Linked DNA regions of Homo sapiens: region 2 is linked to region 1. Evidence: chromatin contacts called from ENCODE POLR2A ChIA-PET data. All regions are on one chromosome and are shown on one strand. Each heading gives the region's core, a stretch centred on a gene start or an enhancer-like site at or near the end of the contact. The rest is flanking DNA. Distances are from core to core; before and after follow the strand shown.

The links. ChIA-PET counts read pairs that join two places held with the same protein, here RNA polymerase II (POLR2A).
Region 2: POLR2A ChIA-PET joins it to region 1 with 13 read pairs in MCF 10A. The contact joins the enhancer-like site here to the promoter of PER2 in region 1. POLR2A ChIA-PET finds 5 or more read pairs at or near these places in 3 of 52 experiments (MCF 10A, activated T-cell and common myeloid progenitor, CD34-positive).

Annotation. Positions count from the first base shown.
Region 1 is chr2:238,285,861-238,290,665 of GRCh38, forward strand. PER2 (period circadian regulator 2) reads right to left here and starts at 2,750. Exons shown (of 23, transcript NM_022817.3): 1 at 2,489-2,750. It overlaps LOC112268433 (a long non-coding RNA gene), which reads left to right and starts at 2,009. Exons shown (of 3, transcript XR_002959458.2): 1 at 2,009-2,037. RefSeq lists enhancers at 1,688-2,210, 2,295-3,189, 4,264-4,313 and silencers at 2,738-2,887, 3,228-3,497.
Region 2 is chr2:238,387,911-238,392,715 of GRCh38, forward strand. The region is part of intron 15 of TRAF3IP1 (TRAF3 interacting protein 1); the gene reads left to right. Among named protein-coding and RNA genes, the nearest start is that of ASB1, 37 kb to the right of the region's middle. Within about 2 kb of position 2,126, at least 13 of the 41 ENCODE cell types and tissues checked have a DNase peak (open chromatin) inside an H3K27ac peak, as active enhancers do.

The DNA.
Region 1 (4,805 bases), core at 1,500-3,999:
CCAAATATTCTAACATGTTTTCTACTTCCTGGTAGGAGCCAACTCCCTGAGGCCAGCCTGCTGTAATCCTGAGAAAATGTTTGTCCTGCTAAATAAACAGCCGCACTCTCCATGGCAACGGTTGGGTAACTGAGGAAAATGTGACCGCAGCCATCCAAATATGGAGGGAAGGAGGTGCACCGGGGAGGCATTGTCTTGGCCTCACTAGGACACCTTCAATGATCTCAATTCAGACTTTTAAATCCCTACATTTTTAGAACTACAAGACTTTAAAGCAAATAAAGGCAAAAGTGTCAGCCTCCTAGCTCCCCGGTGGTCAGGGACTGAGCTACTCCGAATTGCAGGAAGCTCAGGCATCTGCTCCTCCTGTACCTGGTTTCTTAAAGAGTGGATTCTGATTCCTCTATGTCACCCCAGGAAGAGCACGAGGAACCCTTCGAGGCCGGTGAGGGTTCAGCACGGCAGCTCACTCTGTCTTGGGAACTACCAGTCTCTGAAAACCAAGTGGCCTTGACTCCTGTCACCAGTCACTGCTATTCATTTACTGCTTCTAATTTGCTCTAGACTTGGAGATATGGTAACAAACTTGTTACAAATGTGTACACGATGAGCATAATGAGTTGAAAGGAGGGCCTGGTCCCTAGGGGGGAGTGCGTGGGCTGGGGGAGGGGTCCATCAGAGGCCCCCTCTAGACTAATTCTCCCTTGGTTCCCAAGGTGGGCCAGCTTTCCAGAAGTGTGGCGACAGTCTCTGCCAAGCTTATGGAATTGTGTGTTTCTGGCTCCCTCTGCCAAACAGAGTAGTTTTCAAAAGGTAAAAGCACACCCAGAGCCTGTCTTTCTTCTGACTAAACGCCAAGTGGCCCTGCCAGCTGTTCAATGACCTGACAGAGCCGTGGTTTGCCGAGTCCTGGTGAAGTTACATCATCGCTTAAAAACAGCAGTGTGACTACCAGTATTTTTGAGAAAGTTCAGTGGGTACGAGAAGTAGTGCACAGGAGAGGAATCTTTCCTTTTTCCTTGTAAGCACTGCAGACGTGGCTCACAGGAGAACATTACTTGGCCCAAAGGCAAGAGCATATCAGAAGCCTCTGTCTCCTGCGAGAAACCTGGGAAAAATCATCTGTAGGGTAACAGAAAACCAAAAACCTGGGAATTAAAGTAGACCTCTGAGACTGCCCAATCTGAGCCCCTCCAAACAAACAAGGAAACTGAGGCCCAGACTGGGAGCCAGCAGCAGCCAGCTGGCTGACACAGGGCTCCCCCTTCCCACCTGGCACTCCAGTCTCCACAGAAAGCCAGGGCTGCGTTAGTTCTGTACCAATGAATCATACCAAGGCGACAGTGACAGATAACTGCAAACACCCACGGTGCCATCCCCGCGCTGGCACACCACACAGCTTCCACTCAAAAAAAACGGAGTCCCTTTCTTCATTATAGTCATATAGCACACAAAAATCAATTCACCTTGTATTTTAAAACTCAATTTCCAAATAAAGCCTTCAGGTAGAGTCCTGTTTTCTTCTCAGGCACACCCAGCCTGGGACCAGAAGCCCCAGGTGGGGGTAGAGGGTGGGCCAAGAAGTCTAGCAGTCCTGCTGTGCCATATACAGGTGAGAGGCGTCCATGTGGGGCTTTAGCCACCGTGTGGGGTTCTTAACACATTTCCCGGACTTAAGGCCCTTCCTCCCAAATTCCAGCCCACCCAGGATTCAGCACGCAAGTGGAGGCCATCACTGAACCTCTGAAGCTCATCCTGCCCCAGGACGATGGGAAGATCCTGCAGACAGCCTGGGCCTGGGCCTCAGTTTGCTCATCTGTCAGGCTGAGGGGTTACTCTGGGTGATTTTCAGGGTGCCTTCTGGCTCTGTTGTTCTGTATGAATCAGCTTTCCAAACGGGTTCCTTCTGTGTAGGTTACAGAAACCCTGGCAACCAACTCGTCATCCCTTACCCTGGCCTTCCTGAAGGGGGAAGCAGGCCACCTCCCACCCCCTGGTCTATGTCTGGGACTTGGCAGCCAAAGTACATCCCAGAAGGTAGGCGCGACTGCTGCACCAAAGAGTGGACACCCCCATTCCCTTCTATCCAGTCCGGGGAAAGGGAATTAATACAGGGTGGTCCAGGGGAGGCAAAGGGGCGAACATTAGAGGGTCTCCCCGCCCTCAGGTTCCCAGGCCTGGCTTGGCACCGGGACTTCCTTGTCCCTCTGATCACCCATTCCAGGAGACCCGTGGGTGTCCAGGAAAAGCTCCTAGATCAGCGCCCCTCCATGGCCCTTCCCCAGCCCAGGACTTAGCCCTGTGGCCTCAGAAGAGGCAGTCAGCTCCCCGAGGGTCCTCCAGATCCCAGGGCCGGCTGCGCTGACCCTTGGTTTCCTTGGCCTTCCCCATGCGAGGGGAGGGAGGGTTCCCAAAAGAGAATCGCCCACGGAACCGCAGCCCGCGCGCAGTCACTCGGTAGCTCGGTGCCCTACACACGCTGCCTCACCTTTCGGACCTCAGGCTCCTGAGCTGCGAAGCGGGGGTTCGAGTCCCCAACCCTCGGTGTCACCGCAGTTCAAACGAGCGCACCCTGCGCGCGGCTCGACCACTCTCCACCTGGGACAGGGCCAAGGGCACACGCCCCCACGCCGGCGCCGTTTCAAGCCGAGGAGTCCAGCAGCCCAAGGAACTTCCGGCGGCGCCTCCGCTGCCCGAGCCGGCGCTGGGACCCCGACCTGCCCGAGGCCCGCGCGCCGGCGGCGGTTACGTAAGCCGCAGCGGGGCCGCGCCGCGCCACTTACCGCCGGCCGCGCCCGCGTCAGCCCGTCCGCCGGTCCCTCCGCCGACTCGCGGCTCTGTCCGCCCGGCCCCGCGCCCGCCGCCGCCGCCCACAGCTGCACGTATCCCCTCAGCGCCGCCGCCTCCGCCGCGGCCGAGTCGCCGCTGTCACATAGTGGAAAACGTGACCGCGCGCGCCGCGCCCGCCCCCGGCCTCCGCCATTGGCCGCGACTCCGTCTCATCTGCATACATGAGGGGCGGGGCCTACGAACGCCGCGCGCCCATTGGTGGCCGCGCCCGTCGCTCTTTTTACATAAGACGCACATGGAACTCCATGTTCACCTCGTCGGTTCCTCAATGGAGACGCGGCGCGTTCGTGCTACCCGTCGTCCTCCCTAGTGGTCTCATCCACTTCCGGCGTCGGCGCCTTCCATTCACTACGCCCTCAAGCCCGCCAGCTCGGGGAGCGCGGAGTGGCGCGTACCATTGCGGGCGGGGGAGCTGGGCGCGGGGCTCCTGCGCACCTCCGGCCGGCCTGGCAGACCCGGCGCGCCGAAGCCGGACGAGGGAGACCTCCACCTCCGGCCACCGGCCAGAGGCGCGCCCCCAGCGGCCAGGGCCGCGGGAAAGTCCGCGCGGCATGCTTCATTCACGCATTCACATTCATTCATTTACTCATTCACTCACTCATTCATCGCGGGGCCCCGGAGCAGCCCAGGAGAAGGTGGCAGCACCGCCCTGCAGCAGCTCCGGGGGCACGCCCACCCGGGCCTCTGAGGTGCCTGTGGTCGACACTTGTCCCGGCAGCTACCAAGTGACCTTTCTTATTTTTGAGACCACGTGTTGCAATTTTTGGTTCAGGAAATAGAGTCATTGTTACTCTGGGGAGGTACAAAAGAAAGAAATGATGTTGTCCCTGCCCCCAAGCGCATCACTAGGGAGAAAGGACTATCTCATAAAAAGGAAACTTAATCAAATGCTAAATTGGGCGATGTGGGCTATAAATTAACCAGAGCTATCCCCACAGGCTCCGTGAGAAAGGCAGCACTTCCAAGGCGGGTAAGATGGGCCCTGAGAAAGGGACGCCTTACAACGGTGCAAGCCGTAGAGACGCAGGAGCCAGGGGTAGGAGGTTGTCCTGGGAGACAGCGCGGGACCCTGCATCACCTTGTTTCGGTAAGCATTGTGTGGGGCATGTGGAGCCTCTAAACTTCCATTTAAAGTGTCAGGAGAAAGAGTACAATTTCCCCGGGTCTGGGTAGAAGCCTGAGACTTACAGGACAGGAAGGAGCTTTCAGGCTCCCACGCAGCAGGCTCTGAATGTGTAGGCTCTCATGGGGAAGGCGAGACTGTCCAAGAAGCTGGAGCCCGCAGCATCTCTCTTTACTCTTCTTGTTCTTCTTTACCTGGACTCACCTGGGGACCAGGGATGGGACAGAAGGAAAAGTTATGAACCCACATCAGGAATTCCTGAGTGTGATAACTCCTTCTCTTCTACTTGACAAGGTGTGTGTGCAACTTCTCAGATGCAAACCAGGGCAAATACCAAGTTCATCGGGGCAGCCCTTCCCACAGAAGCCCCGGGAGGCCTGCATGCTGTTCACACACTCAGTCAGGTGGCCCCTCCTCCTGTTCCTCTGACATTGACACCTCGACACACTCCCCGCCCCCTCTCCCTAACACATACACACACAAATGCCAAGCAAACCCAGGCCCGGCTGCTGCGCCCTGCACACACCCAAAGGCTCTTTTGTTTCTTCCCTCCCATTGACGTCAATGGGGAGCTCCATTGTTCTGGAAACAAGAGTAAACAGACAGCTCATCCACACCTTACCGAGATTCTTCTTCATGCTTTTGCTGGGTCTTGCTCCATATTCAGCCTGCTACCTGATGTCACATTTCCTCCCTAAATGTAGCCTTTTTTATTTCCACCAATAAATCTGGTAGAAATATATTGAAATCAATTCTTTTAGAAATTATCAAGTGCTTTGGGCTCTAGGACTCTTCAGAATCTCATCTATTTTCAGTGATTCACAGCCAGTTT
Region 2 (4,805 bases), core at 876-3,375, 100 kb after region 1:
TCTGCAAAAGTAAAAAATTAAAAAAATTAGCCAGGCATGGTGGTGCACACCTGTATCCCAGCTACTTGGGAGGCTGAGATGGAAGGATTATTAAGCTTAGAAGTCCAAGGCTGCAGTGAGCTGTGATTGCACCACTGCATTCCAGCCTGGGTGACAGAACAAGACTCTGTCTCAAAAAATTAGTCGGGTCCGGTGGCTTATGCCTGTTATCCCAACACTTTGTGGGGGCCAAGGTGGGTGGATCACTTGAGGTCAGGAGTTCAAGACTAGCCTGGTCAACATGGTGAAACCACGTCTCTACAAAAAATACAAAAATTAGCCTGGCGTGATGATGCGTGCCTATAATCCCAGCTACTCGGGAGGCTGAGGCAGGAGAATCACTTGAACTGGGGAGGCGGAAGTTGCAGTGAGCTGAGATCGCGCCACTGCACTCCAGCCTGAGGGACAGAGGGAGACCCTGTCTCAAAAAAAAAAAAAAAAAAGGATGTGTTTGCAGGCTGTTTTGCTTGTGTGTTCAAGGGATCCAACTTGACCTACATTCGAGATGAACATATGGTTTATGAAGAAGTTTGGTGATGGAATATTTCTGGATGAACAGGACACTTAGAATAATTATTCAGTCATTCTGTGCTTTTCTTTTGTAAATTGAATGCAGGTATTCCTCTGTTTATGAAGAACACAACTTTTTTTTTTTTTTTTTTTTTTGAGACAGAGTCCTGCTCTGTTGCCCAGGCTGGAGTGCAATGGCGTGATCTCAGCTCACTACATCCTCGACCTCCTGGGCTCAAGGGCATCATCTTGGCTCACTGTAACCTCTGCATCCTGGGCTCAAGCAATCTTCCCACCTCAGCCTCCTAGGTAGCCAGGACCACAAACATGCACCACTATGCCTGGATAATTTTTTATAGAGATGGAGTTTCACCACGTTGTCCAGGCTGGTTTCAAACTCCTGGGCTCAAGCCATCTGCCCGCCTTGGCCTTCCAAAGTGCTGGCATTACAGCGTGAGCCACTGCGCCCAGCCTAGAAAACAAACTTTTGACAGGTTGCATATAAATCAATTCCTGAGGTCATGAGAGAGTATGTTATTTGAAGCAAATACATACTCTTTTGATTTATTGCCCACCTCCCCACCCTACAATTAATCAGGCTTTTGTTTATTGGGTTTGCTTAATGTCGGGTAGAGCTCTGCTCAGGAGTGTGGCTGAGCAGTCACATCCAGCAGCGGGGCAGGGCAGCGGTCAGAGGCCTCCATTCCCATGTGCCCTGGATCCTGCTTCCGAGAGGGACTTCTGGCAGCATTAAAGACCAGACTTCTGAGACATTTTTTTTTACATTTTATTTTGTTTTAGATTTGGGGGTACATGGGCATGCTTGTTAATGGGTAGGGACTTGGCTTCTCGTGTACCCATCACCCAGTAGTGAATGTTGCACCCAGTGGGTAATTTTTCAACCCTCCCCCTCCCAACCCTCCCGCATTTTGGAGTACTCAGTGTCTATTATTTCCATCTTCATTTTTTAAATTTTATTTTAAGATATTTTAAAAATAATACTTTTGGCCGGGTGCAGTGGCTCACATCTGTAATCCCAGCACTTTGGGAGGCCAAGGTGGGTAGATCACTTGAGGTCAGGAGTTCAAGACCAGCCTGACCAACATGGTGAAACCCCATCTCTACTAAAAATACAGAAATTAGCCAGATGTGGTAGCAGGCACCTGTAATCTCAACTACTTGGGAGGCTGAGGCAGAAGAATCTCTTGAACCTGGGAGGTGGAGGTTGCAATGAGCTGAGATTGCACCACTGTACTCCAGCCTGGGTGACAGAGTGAGACTCCATCTCAAATAATAATAATAATAATAATAATAATAATAGTAATAATTCTCTTGAAGGATTGCAGTTGAAATTCAAATAAATCTCTAAGGTCAATAATGTGTATTTATATGACTTATAATCAATAACTATAAATTTAAAAATCACTAGAAGTGCAAATGCCCATGTTTCTGAGGACAAGTGTGTGTGTGGTAAAATGCAAATAAAATAGTCCCAGAAATAACTGTTCGCTTGAGAAATCTTGGAAGCATTTTCTGAAAAGTGTGTGCGCACGTGAGCACATGAAGTGGCCCAACGCTGAGCTGCCTTGCCAGAGGCCTTCCTGCCAGAAGGCAGCTGAGTAAACAGTCTTTAGCCCGCAGGAAAAGGGAGGCCAGCCAGGTAGGAGGCAGGAGGGGACAAGAGGGGTGACTTTGTGTCCCCTTGAAACACACGTGGGCTGCCACCTCTCTGTTTGCCTAACTTGGAGAAACTGCCTTTAGACACTGGATCCATGGTGAGGGTGCCACAAAAAGGTGCCGTGGGTGGTTCTGCGATGTTCACAGCAGACTTCCTCTGAGCTCAGGATCACCAACCTTTCAGCGGAGAAAAGAGCTTTGAGATGAATTTCATAGCTGTGGGTTATTTATATTCTTAAAATGGAGATGGAGAAGGAAGTGTGTCGATGAGGAAGGTAAATTACATTTTAATGAAAGAACTTGCCTGGACATGACAGCTTGTTAGGTGGTGCTGATAATATCTATAAATACTTTTTTCACTGTGCGCTAAAGTATTCCAAACATGCCTGGCTAAGAATGTTTCATAGCCAACAAGTTGACAGGAGGTAAAATAACTGTATCAGTGCACAGGAAAAAGCACCCATGCCTTGTCCTGGGGGCACTTGCAACTTGCTTCTTTCTGGGGAATAAATTTACGATAATGGTTAACATCTACTTGAGGGTTTACTATGTGTGAGGCACTGAACTGCTTACTTTATATTATCCCATTTAATGTTACCTGAAGGATAAATATTATTATTTCCATTTTCTTGTGAGGAAGCTGAGGTACAGAGAGGTCATTCCAAGGTCATAAAGTTAGGAGGTGGTGAGGCTGGGTTGTACCAGCCCCTGGAACCACAAGGCACTGACTGCGGGTCCTGCTGCCCCCGAATCCTCCTATGGTCTAGGTGGTTTTAGGTCATATTTTGTGTAATGACAGATTTCCTTTCCTTTTCTTTTCTTTTTTCTTTTTTGAGAAAAAAGGGTTTCGCTCTGTTGCCCAGGCTGGAGTACAGTGGCACAGTCTTGGCTCACTGCAACCTTCTCCTCCTGGGCTCAGGCAATCCTCCCTGCTTAGCCTCCTGAGGAGCTGGGACTACAGGTGTGCACCACCACGCCTTGGTAATTTTTGTATTTTTTTTGTAGAGGCAGGGTTTCACCATGTTGGCCAGGCTGGTCTCAAATTTCTGGCCTCAAGTGATCTGCCCACCTCAGCCTCCCAAATTGCTGGGATTACCGGCATGAGCCAACACACCCAGCCATGACAGATTTTCAATAATTAACACAGCAGGGGCAGTCATCTAATTCCTGTGTGGGGGTAATAGATCCTCAAACTACTATTGGATTAAAAGTCTTTAAAAACAAGGTTGTTTTTATCTGGAAAATTGTTGATATATCTACATGAGCAACATATAACTCGAGGTCTGTCATCAGAGAGGTGTGCTTTTTAAAGCAAATAATCACGGCTTGATGCGTTCACGCTGCCCCTGCTGTGTTAAATGAAAGCTTGAAAATTGCCAGAGTGTTGGTGTTTTGCAGCAATGTATTCCAGTGCCTTTATGCTAATAATAAAACCTGTCCTGACTATCACAATCCCAGCCCAAGTGTACTTATTTTAAAGTCTTAATCTCTTAAACATAAATTATAAGCTTTAAGATTAGTGTTCCAAATTCTGCTTGGTCCTGTGCAATAGAAATATGAGGAGTTTGGCCAGATTACCTCTTAGTGTCTTTTTCTACATTGTAACTCTCCAATTTTGTAAGATATTTGTTTATATTAGTCTCCTACCTTAAGGTCCATGCCCTAAACATTTTTATATTAGAGTTAACACGATGCCAAATGCACAGGAATTACTTGATAGTCATTATGAATGGGTTTTAATAGAAGTTTGAATTTCTTAACTAAGTCAATGAGACATTTACTAATTTGTGTATAATAAAGACAATATATTTTTCTCTTGGGAAGTAGCTTATTTTATTGAATTCATTTCAGTCATTTAGCGTCTTAATTTAAAGGCATTTTATATAGCCTTTTAGAAATTAAACGTTTGATATAACCATAGATTCATATCCAGTTATAAGAAATAATAGACGCCCAGGTGTGGTGGCACGTGCCTGTAGCCCCAGCTACTTTGGCAGGCTGAGGCAGGAGAATCGCTTGAGCCCAGGAGTTTGCGTTCAGCCTGGGCAACACAGTGAAACCCTGTAAAGAAAAAATAGTAGAAAAAGAAATAATAGAGATATACTGTATGCCTTTTGCCCACTTTCCCCCAGTGATAACATCTTACAGAACCATAGTACATTGTCAACCAGGATATTGACAATGAAACAGGATCCAGAACATTTGTATCACCTCAAAGATCCCTCTTGTTGCCTTTTTATAGCCACACCCTCTTCCCCCACCTCGAACTCTTCCTTCACCCCCAGCTACCACCATCAGTTCTCCATTTCTGTAACTTTGTCTTTCCAGAATCTTGTGTAAAAGGAATCCTACAGCATGTAACCTCTTGGGATTCACTTTTCTTATTCCTAATCCTCTGAGGGCCATCCAGTTTGTTCCATGGATTAGCAGTCTGTTCCTTTTTTTTTTTTCTTGAGACGGAGTTTTGCTCTTGTTGCCCAGGCTGGAGTGCAATGGCGTGATCTCGGCTCACTGCAACCTCGCCCCCCCACCCGGGTTCAAGGGATTCTTCTGCCTCAGCCTCCCGAGTAGCTGGGATT